Linked DNA regions of Homo sapiens: region 2 is linked to region 1. A link is an interaction called in ENCODE POLR2A ChIA-PET data of the cell type or tissue named here. Cell type or tissue: MCF 10A. All regions are shown on one strand. Each heading gives the region's core, and the rest is flanking DNA. Links, peaks and the distances in the headings are about the cores only.

The links. ChIA-PET counts read pairs that join two places held together with the same protein. Peaks named below come from ENCODE experiments on the same cell type or tissue, not always from the same donor. Only the 100,000 strongest peaks of a DNase experiment are listed, where the experiment ranks them.
Region 2: POLR2A ChIA-PET joins it to region 1 with 5 read pairs; 16 of 35 experiments call an interaction of 5 or more read pairs at or near these places.

The regions. Positions count from the first base shown.
Region 1 is chr22:38,132,083-38,140,408 of GRCh38, forward strand. It overlaps PLA2G6 (phospholipase A2 group VI), which reads right to left. Exons shown (of 17, transcript NM_003560.4): 5 at 7,900-8,087; 6 at 2,906-3,002; 7 at 749-931. Among named protein-coding and RNA genes, the nearest start is that of BAIAP2L2, 26 kb to the left of the region's middle. In MCF 10A, for the core only: no CTCF peak of the experiment used is centred there; a DNase peak (open chromatin) is centred at 3,439.
Region 2 is chr22:38,189,258-38,197,583 of GRCh38, forward strand. No RefSeq gene overlaps it. Among named protein-coding and RNA genes, the nearest start is that of MAFF, 8.6 kb to the right of the region's middle. In MCF 10A, for the core only: no CTCF peak of the experiment used is centred there; no DNase peak of the experiment used is centred there.

The sequences.
Region 1 (8,326 bases), core at 60-8,059:
CCAGCCTGGGCGACAGTGCGAGACTCCATCTCGAAAAAAAAGAATACATGCACACACATATGTCTGTAACACAGTAACGTCCTCCTCTGCTAGGTTTAATATGTTCATACTCTAGATGTGTAACCAGACAGTAAGGGCTTTGAGGGCAGGAACTGTGTTCTATAATAAACCAACGAATATGCCTGGCACCTGCCACAGGCTGCTGGGCTGCACACTCAGGCTTTGCCTGCCAGGATCTTACAGCCTCCCAGGGAAGATGAGAGCAACACGCGGACCAGTGAAGGGAAGCAGGATGCTCACTCGGGCCAGGTACTGCGTGTGTCACTTAGACATTCTGTAGAGGGTGACCAAGTGTCCACCATAACTTTTCCACAACTCTTCCAGATAAGTATTGACACCACCATTTTCCAGATGAGGAAATCGAGGCTGACAGGTGACATGGCTTGCTCAGGGCCAGTCTATGGCCAGAGCTGTCATTTTTCCCTCTCGTGCCATGCAAGTGCCAAATGGGGGCACAGGTGGAAAAGGTACCACAGCACACAGGAGGTGGTGTTATTTTGGGCTGAGAGGGGGACTTGGAAGGCTTCCTGAGGGAGGAGTCAGGGTCTGAACTGAGCTTTGGGTGGGAAGATGATTTGGAGCAGCTGACGATAGGAGGGAGACAGTGGGGAGGAGGGCTCCAGTCCGGACAGCCCTCCTGCATTCCCACCGGGGCCCCACAGGGCAGGACACGCGGTCCTGGGCTCACCGACATGGCCAGGTGCAGCGGGGTGTTGCCGTGCTCTCCGCGGGCATCCGCGTTGGCCCCGTGGGTCAGCAGCACTATGGCACAGTCGAAGCGGTTGCGCATCACCGCCACGTGCAGGGCCGTGTTCCCCGCGGAGCTGGTGCTGTTCACGTTGCAGCCCCGTTTCAGCAGCATGCGGGCCATCTGCGGGAGACGGTCAGGCTGAGTTAGCACAGGCACTCGGGGAGCTGCCGCACCCCGGGACACGTGGGCACTGCCACTTCTGCTCTGAGAGGCCTACAGGTACTGGGATGTTGGAAAGCGCTAGCAAGAGGATTCCAGGGGCAGGCCCCAGTTCTAGGGGGGCCTAGACTGCCTCCCATCCCATCAGCATCCCAAGACTAGGGACAAAAAGCCAAAGATGTGCTGACTGTTTTAAGAGGCTTCTGGTCCTTTCCTAGTGCCAACAGAACCCACTCTCCTTGCAAAGGCTCCTCTGGGGCCTGTCCTGAAGCACCCCGCTCCCTGCATCCCTCCCTGGAACCCTGCAAAGGTATCACCTCTCACTGGGCCTTGGCAATGCACATCCCTGGCAGAGCCTTGGGAACAGGGAGGGGAGCCTGGCTTTGGAGTCACAGACCTGAGCCCAAAGCCCAGCTTCACTCATCCCAGCTGCCTGCGCTTGGATGGGTCACTGTAGCCATGTGCACTTCAGGGCTTCTGTGAAGATGGGAATGCAAGTCCCCACCTCACAGCATGTGATGACAATGAGTGACCAAACCTACACGGAAGGGCCTGACTCGGTGTCCGGCTCCTGGAATGCAGAGGTACCCTGAGGCTGGCAGTGCCCTCCCTCCTGGCCCATCACATTGAGAAGTAGGCCATGAACTCTGGGGCATCCCATTCTCTGTCAAGCTGTGCTTCCTGGTGATGAGACCAGAGGCCTCCATCCTCCCAGGAGGACAGAGCTTAGCTTAGGGGAAGAACTCAGAGGAGATGCCCAGCCAGGCTCCCTGTGTGTGCAGCTAGGCCCAGCACCACCACCACCACCATCATCATCCATCATCATCATCATCATCTTGATGGTTAATAATGAGTGTCAACTTGATTGGATTGAAGGATGTAAAGTATTGACCCTGGGTGTGTCTGAGAGGGTGCTGCTAACGGAGATTAACATTTGAGTCAGTAGGGGAAGGCAGACCTACCCTTAATCTGGGTGGGCACCATCTAATCAGCTGCCAGCACGGCCAGAATATAAAGCAGGCAGAAAAAAATGTGAAAAGGCTAGACTGGCTTAGCCTCCCAGCCTACATCTTTCTCCCGTGCTGGATGCTTCCTGCCCTCAAACATCAGACTCCAAGTCCTTCAGCTCTGGGACTTGGACTGGCTTCCTTGCTCCTCAGCTTGCGATGGCCTATTGTGGGACCTTGTGATCGTGTGAGTTAATGCTCCTTAATAAATCCCCCTTTAGGCCAGGCACGGTGGCTCACGCCTATAATCCCAGCACTTTGGGAGGCCAAGGCAGGCAGATCACGAGGTCAGGAGATCGAGACCATCCTGGCTAACACGGTGAAACCTCGTCTCTACTAAAAATACAAAAAAATTAGCCGGGTGTGGTGGCGGGCGCCTGTAGTCCCAGCTACTCAGGAGGCTGAGGCAGGAGAATGGCATGAACCTGGGAGGCAGAGCTTGCAGTGAGCCAAGATTGTGCCACTGCACTCCAGCCTGGGCGACAGAGCGAGACTCCGTCTCAAAAAAAATAAAATAAAAAAATAAACCCCCCTCTCTCTCTATATATATATCTCCTGTTAGTTCTGGCCCTCTAGAGAATCCTGACTAATAATACAATCATCATCACGCCACCTTCTATTTGGGAAGCACTTTACAATTTGTGCCGAGTTTTGTCACACACTGCCTTGCTGACTTCATCACATCGCCAAAGCAGAATTCATGGATGAGGAAACTGAGGCACAGGGCGGATCCCCCCGCCCAGCCAGAGAGCAGCAGAGCCCTGCCAGGATCCCAGCTCTTCATGGACTTCTCTGCCTGCACACCCACTGCAAGGTCAGCCCCCAAGTGCTAGCCTCAGGGTCCTCTCGGGAACCTGCTTCCTGAGGGCCCTGAGGACCTGCGGGGCCCGGCCCCCTGCCCCACCCACCCACCTCAGGATCCACTCACCTCTGCGTTCTTGGCCCAGTGGAGGGGGCTGGCTCCGTAACGGGGGTCTTTGCTGTGGATCTGGCTGCTGTCCATGCTGATGATCATCTCCGCACACCTGGTGAGAGAGGGGCCCCGGTTGGTGAGCAGAAGCTAGGGTCTGCGTGGCGTGGGATGAAGCCAGGACTTGGAGCTTCATCTACTGCTTACAGAGAGCATCACTGCAAACAAAGTTCAGCAAACCCAACCAGCACACTCACCATGGTTAAGGCTGTACTGAGCCCCTCAAGGCACAACTAACCCCCTCCTCCAGGAAGCCTTCCTGATGCTGCCACCAGCAATGATCACCCTCCCTGGTACTGGCTTTAGAGTCAGATGGGCTTGAAGTCAAGCCCCAGCTTCCTCACTGGTGGCCTCCAGAAGCTGAGCAACATGGAGAGAGTGCTGAGAGGAGTGGCTGGGGTGTAAGGAAGACCAGGCATTTCAGAGCCCAGTTCTGTGCCTGGCACACAGCCACCCTCCACCTCCTTACCACACTGTCAGTGAGTCACACAGTGACCTGCATGCTATAGGAAGCAGTATGACAGAGTGGGAAAGAGCACAATTGCTTTCTACTCGGTGCCTGAGGCAAGCAGTGTCCACCAGAGATCTTAGCATCTCCAGCCTCAGAGCAGAGGCCCCGGGTTCACAAGCCTCATTAGGCCCCGCCTGGCCCAAAGAAAGTGCTCCATCATTGTATCATGGGTAGGAATCTCGGTTCACAAGTTCAGCTGTGCAAGGAGAAGACTTTAAAATTTTTCTGGCTGGGCGCGGTGTCTCACGCCTGTAATCCCAACACTTTGGGAGGCTGAGGCAGGCGGATCACCTGAGGTCGGAAGTATCAAAGGACGGAATGCAGGGACTTGAATGGACATTTGCAGACCCATGTACACAGCAGCATTCTTCACAACAGACAAAAGGTGGAAACAACCCAGGCGTCTATCAGTGAAGGACTGAATGGATAAACAAAATAGTATTCTGCCTTAAAAAGAAAGGAAATTCTGATACGTGCTGCAACATGGATGAGCCTTGAAGACATCATGCTAAGTGAAATAAGCCAGGCACAAAAGGACAAACGCTGTATGATTTCACTGATACGAGGTTCTAGAACAGGCAAGTTCTGAGAGACAGAGAGGATATGGGACTTATCGGGGGCTGTGGGGAGGGGAGAATCGGGAGTTATTAATGGTTACAGTTTCTGTTTGAGGTGATAAGAAAAGTTTTAGAAAGGGGTAATGGTTGGACAACATTGTAAATGTGATTAAAACCACCGAATTGTACACTTAAAAGTGGTTAAAATGGGCCGGGTGTGGTGGCTCACGCCTGTAATCCCAGCACTTTGGGAGGCCAAGGTGGGTGGATCACCTGAGGTCGGGAGTTCGAGACCAGCCTGACCAACATGGAGAAACCCTGTCTCTACTAAAAAATACAAAATTAACTGGGCATGGTGGTGCATGCCTGTAATCCCAGCTACTACTCGGGAGGCTGAGGCAGGAGAATCACTTGAACCCGGGAGGTGGAGGTAACGGTAAGCCGAGATCACACCATTGCACTCCAGCCTGAGCAACGAGAGCGAAACTCTGTCTCAAAAACAAAAAACAAAAGTGGTTAAAATGGCAAATTTTATGTTATATATAATCTATCACAGTTGGAAAAAATAAACATAATATATCAGAATCATTGTATACTTTCAATAGGTGGATTGTATGGAATAGGAACTATATCTCAATAAAGCTTTTTTTTTTTTTTTTTTTTAGTGCAATTACTAGGACAGCCCACATGGGTTTAATTCCCAGGTCTGGCACTTACTGACTGCCTGACTTTGAGCAAATTACTTAATCTCTCTAAGCCCTGGTTTCCTCATCTGTTTTTTGTTTGTTTGTTTGAGACAGGATTTCCCTTTGTCACCCAGGCTGGAGGGCAATGGCATGATCATAGCTCACTGTAGCCTCAAACTCCTAGGCTCAAGCGATCCTCCTGCCTCAGCCTCCCAAAGTGCTGGGATTAGAGGCATGAGCCACCACACTTGGCCCTCAGCTTTAGAGGGGGAATAAAATACATCAGCTCTCTGGGCTATAGTGAAATAGCCCACATGAAGGCTAAGCCGGTGGCTGGGACAGCGTTAGTGTTCAGCTGCTGTTCTCTATTATTAGGGGTGCCCAGCACAGGCCCAGGATTTATGCTGCCCAGCTCCCTACAGCCCTTATGCCAGCGCTTGGTGCTCAGCACTAGGCACATGGAGTCAGGCCCAGCTTCTTTCCCTGGGCCCTCTGGAGCCCCCCAAGTCTTCACCCGAGTGGCCAGCTCCGGCTAGTGTCCATGGCTTGGCTCGGGCTCTGCTGCCCCCAAACCTTCCCTGAACTCCAGCTGCCTGATGCCGTCTCTGAGCTCCTAGTGCAGCCCCCAGGCATCCTCAGTCTCAGCCTCCATCTCACTGTCTGGGATTATCTGTTTCCCTTCCTCAGCAGGGGCTTAACCATCTGAGAACCGCAGGCACAAACCGAGCTTTGTGGGAAAGGTCAGCTGCATTGAAAAACAGCAGAGGTGGCCAGGCGCGGTGGCTCACGCCTGTAATCCCAGCATGTTGGGAGGGCGAGGCAAGTAGATCACCTGAGGTCAGGAGTTCAAGACTAGCCTGGTCAACATGATGAAACCCCATCTCTACTAAAAATACAAAAATTAGCTGGGCATAGTGGCGCACACCTGTAATCCCAGCTCCTTGGGAGGCTGAGGCAGGAGAATCAGTTGAACCTGGGAGGCAGAGGTTGCAGTGAGCCAAGATCATGCCATTGCACTCCAGCCTGGGTGACAGAGTGAAACTCTGTCTCAAAAACAAAACAAAGAAAAGAAAAGAAAAAGAAAAACAGCGAGGGAGCTCCTAGTCTGAGCTGTGAGGGAACCACTTGTCAGTAACACTGAGGCCGTGGGATTCTTGGAGTAGGGCTGTGCTGGCTGCCAAGTCGATAAGGGATCTCCCTGCTCCACTCAAGGTAGGAGCCTCTTCCTTTGTCTTCTGTGCAAAGATCCTCTTATGTGATGGGACGCTGGACCCACCCAGGATGGCCTGTGTGGGGACAGAGGGACCGGTGAGGGCTGAGGTTGTTTGAAGAGAGAGAAAACTGGTCAATTACAGCTCCTGCCCAGTACAGCTCAGGGTGGCTGGAGACAAGCAAGAGTGGGGCCATGTGCCAGCCCTCTGGGTAGAGAAGAGCATCACCTGGTGTCCACTCAGGTCACAACCTGCAAATGGGGAACCTGACTGCGGGGCTGGGGGTGTTGGTATCTTCTCTGTTTGGTCAAGTATTTCTGAAAGCTCTAGCTCATTCTGGCTGTGCTTGGGAGATTCAAGGAAAGGAGGGTTTGTCCAGGCTTGGTCCAGCCCTTAGAAGGGCTAGCAATGCCCCATGGGGCTAGCAAGGTGGATGCAGCTCCCAGAGGAAGGAACAACCTGAGGACAGGCACAAGTGCCAGCCTCCCTGCCTGAGTGCTGCCCGTCCATGCCTTCTCACTGCTTGTCTGGCACTGCGCTATGAGATTCTGGGTGGCTGGGGTGTCTCCTGTCCTGGAGTGGCTTATTCATTTCGGTGAGGCTGGTGCTTTAGCACAGTGCCAGGATCGAAGGACTCATTGGCTCATTCATTCATTCTAGATGTTGTTCCTGTTAGATAGTATTTTTTTTCTTGAGATGGAGTCTTGTTCTGTCGCCCTGGCTGGAGTGCTGTGGCACAATCTCAAATCACTGCAACCTCTGCCTCCCAGTTTCAAACAATTCTCCTGTCTCAGCCTCCTGAGTAGCTGGGACTACAGGCACACACCACCACACCTGGCTAATTTTTGTATTTTTAGTAGAGACAGGGTTTCACCATATTGGTCAGGCTGGTCTCGAACTCCTGACTTCAGGTGATCCACCCACCTTGGCCTCCCAAACTGCTGGGATTACAGGTGTGAGCCACCGCGCCTGGCCTAGATAGTATTTTGAGATTTGAGATATTCATTTATCTTTTTATCTCATCCCCTACCCCTTTGAAGACAATTTTCCTGACACCAGGGGTTCCCAGGCTCCCAAAACATGAGCCTGTACCTGCCTCCCAACGTGCCACCAGCCAGAAAGGAAAGAGGCATCTAGGTGGACGGGCACTCGGCCACCTTACCAAGCATTTCCCAGGCTTTGAGCTGGGCACACAAGAAACCAAGGAGCACTGAAGCCATCGGGGGGCTGTTCAGATCAGGCTGGGCTGGGTTAGAGGAGGGGCCAGGTGGGCCTTGGGGTTGCATCAGACTCCAGAACTGGAGCACCACCTGGAGGGGAGCTGGAAAGAGGAGACCCCAAAGAGGGCTAAGATTGGTTGTCTCCAGTTTTATAGAGGGAGATTCACTCCTAGGAATTAAGGTACATTAAATAAATTTATTTTTATTTATTTATTTATTTATTTATTTATTTATTTTTTGAGACAGTTTCGCTCTTATTGCCCAGGCTGGAGTGCAACGGTGCGATCTCGGCTCACTGCAACCTCCGCCTCCCGGGTTCAACCGATTCTCCTGCCTCAGCCTTCCAAGTAGCTGGGATTACAGGCATGTGTCACCACGCCCAGCTAATTTTGTATTTTTTAGTAGAGATGGGGTTTCTTCATGTTGGTCAGGCTGGTCTCGAACTCCCGACCTCAGGTGATCTGCCCACCTCAGCCTCCCAAAGTGTTGGGATTACAGGCGTGAGACACCGCGCCCAGCCAGAAAAATTTTAAAGTCTCCTCCTTGCACAGCTGAACTTGTGAACCGAGATTCCTACCCATGATACAATGATGGAGCACCTTCTTTGGGCCAGGCGGGGCCTAATGAGGCTTGTGAACCCGGGGCCTCTGCTCTGAGGCTGGAGATGCTAAGATCTATGGTGGATACTGCTTGCCTCAGGCACGGGACAGGTGACAGGAGAGCTGGAGCCCAGCAGGCCAGCAGATGGGGAGGGGAGGAGGTCTTACCCCTTCTGAGAGAACTTCATGGCCGAGTGGATGGGGTAGCCGTTGGGGCCCATGATGTTGCACCGAGCATTGCACAGCAGCAGCACGCGGACCATCTCCTGCTTCCCCAGCTGGCAGGCCAGGTGCAGCGGGGTCAGCCCTTGGTTATTCACCTGGTTCAGGCCAGCCACTGCGTTCCTTCCAAGGAGCTGATGAAAGAGGAAGGGAAGTTTGACTCCATAGGATGCTGATAAGAACGTAAAGAGGCCGGGCGCAGTGGCTCATGCCTGTAATCCTAGCACTTTGGGAGGCCAAGGTGGGTGGATCACCTGAGGTCAAGAGTTTGAGACCAGCCTGGCCAACATGGTGAAATGTCGTCTCTTCTAACGATACAAAAATTAGCCGGGCATGGTGGCAGGCACCTGTAATCCCAGCTACTCAGGAACCT
Region 2 (8,326 bases), core at 103-8,102, 57 kb after region 1:
GTGAAGGATGGCGAAGGACATGAGGATTTGGAGAGGCTGAGCAGGGGTATTTCAGGCAAAGATGCAGGGTGTGTGCCAAGCCTCTCACGATGGGGGAATCTAATGTGGAGTTCTTGAGGGTCAGAGTGTGCAAGCTCTTAATCCCTTTGTCCCTTCTCTTGTGCTTCTCGTCCTCATTTATGTTTTGTCAGCCATTAATTATGAAATACCTGCTATGTGCATGACCTTACTCTTTTTCTTTTCTTTTCTTCTTTTTGACTCAAAGTCTCGCTTTGTTGCCAGGCTGGAGTGCAGTGGCGCGATCTCAGCTCATTGCAACCTCTGCCTCCTGGGTTCAAGAGATTCCCCTGCCTCAGCCTCCTGAGCAGCTGGGACTACAGGCGCGTGCCACCACACCCGGCTAATTTTTGTATTTTTAGTAGAGACGGGGTTTCACCATGTTGGCCAGGATGGTCTCAATCTCTTGACCTCATGATCCGCCCACCTCGGCCTTCAAAGTGTTGGGATTACTGGCATGAGCCACCATGCCTGGCCGGCCTTACTCTTAGTATGGTGGGGACACTAAAGACATCTCTATTCTTGTCCTTGGGGCTCACAATTTAATACAAACTTGTCTCAGATATACAGATAATAGTTTATTGTGAAAAAGCACTGGAATATAAAGGCAAATATATTTTTCCATATCATCGCATGTTCTATGGTCTGAATGTGTGTATCACCCCAAAATACTTTTTATTTATTTTTTATTGTTTTGAGATAGAGTCTTGCTCCATCGCCGAGGCCGGAGTACAGTGGCATGATCTCGGCTCTCTGCAACCTCCACTTCCCGGGTTCGAGCGATTCTCCTGCCTCTGCCTCCCCGAGTAGCTGGAATTACAGGCGCCCACCACCAAGCCCAGCTAATTTTTGTATTTTTAGTAGAGATGGGGTTTCATCATGTTGGCCAGGCTGGTCTTGAACTCCTGACCTCAAGCTATCTGCTTACCTCAGCCTCTCAAAGTGCTGGGATTACAGGGGTGAGCCACTGTGCCCAGCCCCTACCTTTTTTTTTTTTTTTTTTGAGACAGAGTCTTGCTTTGTCACCCAGGCTGGAGTGCAGTGGCTCAAACGTGGCTCACTGCACCCTCCATTTCCTGGGCCCAAGCAATCCTCCCACCTCAGCCTCCCAAGTAGCTGGAACCACAGGAGAGCACCACCACACCTGGTTAATTTAAAAAAATTTTTTTTGTAGAGATGGGGCTTGCTATGTTGCCCCAGCTGGTCTTGAACTCCTGGGCTCAAGCAATCCTCCTGCCTTGGCCTCCCAAAGTCCTGGTATTACAGGTGTGAGCCACCACACCCAGCCCTGATAATCCTCTTTTATGTCCCAGGGGCTCCTGAAATTCTACTGCAAATCACACATTCATGAGTAGGCTGAATCACTGTGCCCCCAGGATGCAATGGTAATGAAACGGAATTGCAGGGATCTCCAGAGAATCAATCCGTGTTTGGCTGCCCTGCCATAGCGTTACACAGGGCATGAGGGCAATCAGTGATATAAACACAGTCCCCACTGTCAGGGAGCCAAAGGACATTGTAGGACCGAGGTCCCCAACCTTTTTGGCACCAGGGACTGGTTTTGTGGAAGACAGTTTTTCCACGGAGCCGGGGGATGGTTTGGGAATGATCCAAGTCCATTACATTGATTGTGCATTTTACTTCTATTATTATTACATTGTAATACATAATGAAATAATTATACAACTCATCACAATGTAGAATCAGTGGGAGCCCTGAGCTGGTTTTCCTGCAACTAGATGGTCCCATCTGGGGGTGATGGGAGACAGTGACAGATCATCAGGCAGACAGATCATCATATTCTCATAAGGAATGCAAAACCTAGATCCTTCGCATGCGAAGTCACAATAGGGTTTGAGCTCCTATGAGAATCCAATGCCGCCGCTGATCTGAGAGAAAGTGGAGCTCAGGTGGCAATGTGAGTGAGCAATGGGCAGCGGCTGTAAATATGCTGTAAATATCGATGAAGCTTCACTCGCTCACCCGCCCGCCGCTCACCTCCTGCCGTGCAGCCGAGTTCCTAACAGGCCATCGACCCAGACCAGGGGTTAGGGACCCCTGTTCTTAGAAACTAATGATACTCTCTTCCTTCCTCCCTGTCTCGCCACAGCCTGACCCTCTTGCTTGAGCCTAGGACAAGGCCCAGTGGAACAAGGACAACTCCTCCATTCATCCCATTAACATTCATCATGCTCCCAGCGTAGGCACGGTGGCCTAGGCAGGGCATGGTGGCTCACGCCTGTAATCCCAGTACTTTGGGAAGCTGAGGCAGGCAAATCATTGAGGCCAGGAGTTCGAGGCCAGCCTAGCCAACAGAGTGAAACCCCATCTCTACTAAAATAAAAAATACAAAAAAAAAAATTAACCAGGCGTGGCGATGCACGCCTGTCATCCCAGCTACTTGGGCGGCTGAGGCGTGAGAATCGCGTGAACTCAGGAGGCAGAGGTTGCAGTGAGCCGAGATCACGACACTGCACTCCAGCCTGGGTGACAGTGCAGGACTGTGTCTCAGAAAAAAAGAAAAGAAGAAAGAAAAACATTGATCATGCTTCTGCTATGTGCCATGGCCCGGGCAAAGCTCTGGAGACACAAAAATGAAAGGATGTAATCCTGGTCCTCAAAAAGCATGTGGGTTAAGAGAAGACAGCCATGAAGACACAGAACACCGAGTCAGAGAGGAAAGTGCTATCATGAGGGATACACTGGTAGGTTTCCTACCTTGTACACAGGAACCTGAGTCAGCCTGGGGATGATCTGGGAAGCCTGCTGAACAAAGTGGCATCTGAGCTGGGGACTGAAGCACAAGCCGGGGAGGGAGTTCCAGGAAGAAGGACTGGGAAGATTGAAAGCACGAGGCAGTAGAAGAGAATGATGGGTATGAGGACAGAGTTCACGGTGGCTGCAGCTGAGAGGAGGTGGTGGAAGCAGGCAGAGGCCAGATCGAGGAGGCTTATGGAAAGAGTTTACACTTTGTCCTGACAGCACTGGGGAGCCATGGAAGGGTTGTGAGCAGAGCAGTAGCCTGGCCAAGTTTAGGTTTTAGAAAGCTCTCTCTATCCTCTGCATGGAGGCTAGAGGCAGGGGGACCAGGCAGAAGGCTGCTGCAATTGTCCTGGAGCCAGGTGCTGTGGCTTGAACAGAGGCCATGGCTGAGGGAAGAGAGAGGCTGGAGAGAAGTTAAGGAGATGAGATCACTGAAGCCTGGTGACTTGTTTGCTGTGGGAGGGAGGGAGAGGGTGAGGTGAGCATGATGGCCTGGTTTCTCTCCAGGGTGACTGGGGAGGAGGTGGCATCATCAACCTGTTGGAGAAATTAGGTGGGGAGGGTGGCGCTAAGCTCCACTGAGACAACGTGGAGTTAGACGTGCCAGGGAAGGGCAGGGGAAAATACATGTCATCCATGCAGTTGCTTAAGCAGATCTGGTCCATGAGAGACAGCTGGGAGCCCAAAATAGAGATCTGGGAGTCCTCAACATCAGGTGGCACCTGAAATCTTGAGGTAGGGATAAGGTTCCCCAGCAATAAGAAAAGAGGGCAAAGGCTAAAGCTCTGAGCCTCGCTAAGAATTAAGAGGCCAAGATGGAGGGCCAGGGATGAAAGCTGAAAAGATAGGAGGGAAATCTGAGCTTTAGAAGGCAAGGGGAGGTAGGCATGTGGCTGCATGCCTGTAACCCCAGCTATTCGGGAGGCTGAGACGGGAGGATGGCTGGAGCCCAGGAGTTCAAGGTTACAGTGAGCTATGATGGCACTACTGCACTCCAGCCTGGGCAAGGGAGGGAGACCCTGTCTCAAAACAAAGACAAAAACACCAAGGAGAAAACAGTGTTTCCAAAAAGAGGGGAAGAATAGGCCGGGCACAGTAGCTCATGCCTGTAATCCCAGCACTTTGGGAGGCCGAGGTGGGTGGATCACCTGAGGTCAGGAGTTCGAGACCAGCCTGGCCAACATGGTGAAACCCTGTCTCTACTAGAAATACAAAAATGCCGGGTGCAGTGGCTCACGCCTGTAATCCCAACACTTTGGGAGGCTGAGGCGGGTGGATCGTGAGGTCAGGAGATCGAGACCATCCTGGCTAACACGGTGAAACCCCGTCTCTACTAAAAATACAAAAAATTAGCCGGGCGTGGTGGCGGGGGCCTGTAGTCCCAGCTACTTGGGAGGCTGAGGCAAGAGAATGGCGTGAACCCAGGAAGCAGAACTTGCTGAGATCACGCCACTGCACTCCAGCCTGGGTGACAGAGCGAGACTCTGTCTCAAAAAAAAAAAAAAAAATTAGCTGGTCGTGGTGGCAGGCACCTATAATTCCAGCTACTCAGGAGGCTGAGGCAGGAGAATCGCTTGAACCCAGGACGCAGAGATTGCAGTGAGCCGAGATGGTGACACTGCACTCCACCCTTGATGACAAAGCAAGACTCCATTTCAAAAAAAAAGAGGAAAAAAATTAAAAGGAAGGGAGATTGCAACACCATTGCATGCTGTCAAAGGTCAAGACAGATTAGGGCTAAAATTGGACCTGGATTTAGTAACAAAGAGGCCACTGGGACCCCGGCCAGAGTCCCTTCAGAGGTTTCTTGAGGGCAGCCCTCAGCCCGTGAGGGATTGGGAATGAGAGGCAGTGAGAACCCAGAGGCAATGAGTGGGGATGACTTGAGGTTTGCCCACAAAGGGAAGAAAAAACAAGGGTGGGTGTTAGGGTGAGGGTGGAGTGAAAGGTGGGGTTCAGGGGTGGCTGCTAGAGATGACAGCCACTTGGAGACATTTCAGTCCCATCTCCAGTGTGGTGGCAGGTGCCTGTAGCCCCAACTACTTAGAAGGCTGAGGCAGGAGAATCACTTGAACCCAGGAGGCAGAGGTTACAGTGAGCTGAGATCTTGCCACTGCACTCCAGCCTGGGCAACGGGGCGAGACTGTCTCAGTAAAAAAAAAAAAAAAAAATCCAGACGACCCCAGTACCTACTGTTATTATTGTTTATGAATCTCGTTGATGTGCCTAAGAGCTGTCATCTCCCAAAATTCTATGAAGTATCTGTATCACCCCCACTTTATAGATGAGGAAACCGAGGCTAGGAGGGCTGAAGCCATTTGCTTCAGAGGGAGGGGATGGGGACTGGGGTGTGGGCATGGGGATTCTGGAAGGAGGAGAGGTAGGTTTAGGGCAAGACAAAGGACAGCCTCTGAAGGGACTGGGAGGGAGAGGGAAGGGCAGGTGCAGAGGGTCGAGGCAGTGCCTATCACATGGCCTCTGCTTCCTCTGGAAGTGGCAGGAGAGCAGGTTCGATGGAGATGAGGATGAAGGCCTGCGGATGAAGGAGAAAGGCGAGTACTCCAGGGATTCCTGGCAGCTCTGAGGATCTGGCTGTGACTGGAGAAGATGACCTTGTCGTGACCGCAGCTGTTGTTGCAGTGGTGGTTGTGGTCGCGATGGTGGCTTCTCTCCAGAAGCCAGAGCAGCTGGCATGCAGGAGTGAAGTGCACGGAGCAGCAGTGCCCCAGCGATGGTTTTACAGGCTTGGCACAAAAGGACTCAGACCAGGGCTGGCACATCTCCAGGTATATTGAAGCTGCTGGGGGTGGGGAGGGGGGGGAGGTTTTAGAGGGAAAATGATGGAGGGCTGGGGAAAAATGGAGCATGTGCAGTACTGTTTCAGGTTCCTAAAATATCAGTTTGCAAACATAAAAATGTATTCTCTAAAATAGGCAAAGCACACGAACAAAAGAAGAAAAAACCCAACTGGTTAACAAGCAAATGGGAATGTGTTCAAGCTCATTCCTATTCAGAGAAATGCAAATTTAAATACAATAACGTCATTTGCCTAGGAAATTAGCAGAGCTTAGACAATGAAAACTCCCAGTGTTGGTGAAGTGGAGACGAAAGGTTCATATTCACATGTGGGTGGGAAGGGCCCTTAGCAAATGGCTTCAGCCCTCCTAGCCTCGGTTTCCTCATCTATAAAGTGGGGATGATACAGATACTTCATAGAATTTTGTGAGATGACAGCTCTTAGGCACATAAATGTGATTCATAAGCAATAATACGCCTGTAGTCCCAGCTACTTGGGAGGCTGAGGCAGGAGAATGGCGGGAACCCGGGAGGTGGAGCTTGCAGTGAGCCGAGATCGGGCCACTGCCCTCCAGCCTGGGTGACAGAGCAAGACTCCGTCTCAAAACAAAAACAGTAACAGTAGGTACTGGGGTTGCTTGGATTTATTTTTATTTTTATTTTTTGAGACAGTCTTGCTCTGTCGCCCAGGCTGGAGTGCAGTGGTGAGATCTCAGCTCACTGCAACCTCCGCCTCCTGGGTTCAAGCGATTCTCCTGCCTTAACCTCCGGAGTAGCTGGGGCTACAGGCGCATGCCACCACACTGGGCTAATTGTTGTATTTTTTAGTAGAGACGAGAGTTTCACCATGTTGGCCAGGCTGGTCTCGAACTCCTGGCCTCAAGTGATCCACCTTGGCCTCCCAACATGCTGGGATTACAGGCATGAGCCACTGCGCCCGGCCCAATTGTTTGGGTTTGCTCAAACCTTTTTTCTCTCTGCTGAACAATCACATCTCCAGCCCAGACTCAGGACCCTTGTATTTGCAGAAAGTGGCCCTGGTCAAGAGTCACCCTCTGCCAGGCCCTGCCCGGTTTGCCTTAGGATTGACAAAGTAGAGGGAAGGGAAGAGGAGGAAGAAGGGGAGGAGGGCACAAGGTTCCTCCAGGATCCCACCCGGGGGTGCCCACGCGGAGAAATGGCGTGTGCTCTAATTATCGTCAGACTCTGAAGTGGCCCACGTGAAATATCGAATCTCTCCAGAACAAAACCCAGCAAATCATTCCGGCGGGGGCAGCAGGAGAGAGCGCAGCCCTCGAGTCGGACCAGCCTGAGTTTAAGTCCTTCTCTGCCAGGGACTAGCTGTGCAATACTGGGCAAGATTCCTCACCTGCCACGGTCTCGATTTCCTCATCTGCAACATGGCCATGATAATAGCTAAGTGCTAAGACATGGAGAGGATTGAGTGTGACCTGATACACGGGAGCACCACACCTGGCATCCAGGGTGTGGTCCCTTGGCCTCTGGGCGAACTGATCACTCTGTCCATTTCCTCTGCTTTTGACACCAGGGACCATTTCGTAGAAGACAACTTTTCCACAGATGAGGGTGGGGTGGGGGTGGAGAGTGGGGAGTGTGGGTGGGGGATGGTTTCGGGATGAAACTGTTCCAGTGGCCAGGCGCGGTGGCTCACGCCTGTAATCCCAGCACTTTGGGAGGCTGAGCGGGGCAGATCACCTGAGGTCAGGAGTTTGAGACCAGCCTGGCCAACATGGTGAAACCCCGTCTCTACTAAAAATACAAAAATTAGATGGGCGTGGTGGCGCGTGCCTGTAGTCCCAGCTACTTGGGGGAGGCTGAGGTGGGAGAATCAGTTGAACCCAAAAGGCGGAGGTTGCAGTGAGCCAAGATGGCTACACTGCACTCCAGCCTGGGGGATAGAGCGAGACTCTCTCCAAAAAAAAAAAAAAAAAAAGAAACTGTTCCACCTCAGGTCATCAGGCATATCTGGCCGTAGTTAGATTCTCACAAGGAGCACACAACCTGGATCCCTCAAAAGCGCAGTTCACAATAGGGTTCACGCTCCTAATGAGACTCCAATGCCAGTGCTGATCCTACAGGAGGCGGAGCTCAGGCGGTGACGCTCACTCAGCCCGCTGGTTCCTAACAGGCCACGGACAAACAGTACTGGTCCTCAGCCTGCGATTTGGGGACCCCTGCTGTAGAGGACTCCTCTCTCTAACCTGATATTATTGATCTTTTATTATATACTAAGCGCTGTGCCAGAGGCTTATAAGTGCAAACACATTATGTTGTTTCACAGCCTGCAAAGGAGGCACTATTAGCCCGGTTTATAGAGGGTGGAGATGACGTCAGCTGATGAGGCGTGGGGCCAGGATCTGAACCCGACAGGCTGACTTGAGAGTCCCTACTTTCAAAAAACAATTTTTTTTTTGAGACAGTCTCGCTCTGTCGCCCAGGCTGGAGTGCAATGGCGTGATCTCGGCTCACTGCAACCTCTGCCTCCCAGGTTCAAGCAATTCTCCTGCCTCAGCCTCCTGAGTAGCTAGGATTATAGGCATGTGCCACAACTCCCGACTAATTTTTTTTTTTTTAATTAAGTAGAGACAGGGTTTTGCATGTTGGCCAGGCTGGTCTCAAACTCCTGACCTCAAGTGATCTGCCTGCCTTGGCGTCCCAACGTGCTGGGATTACACTGCGCCTGGCCAAA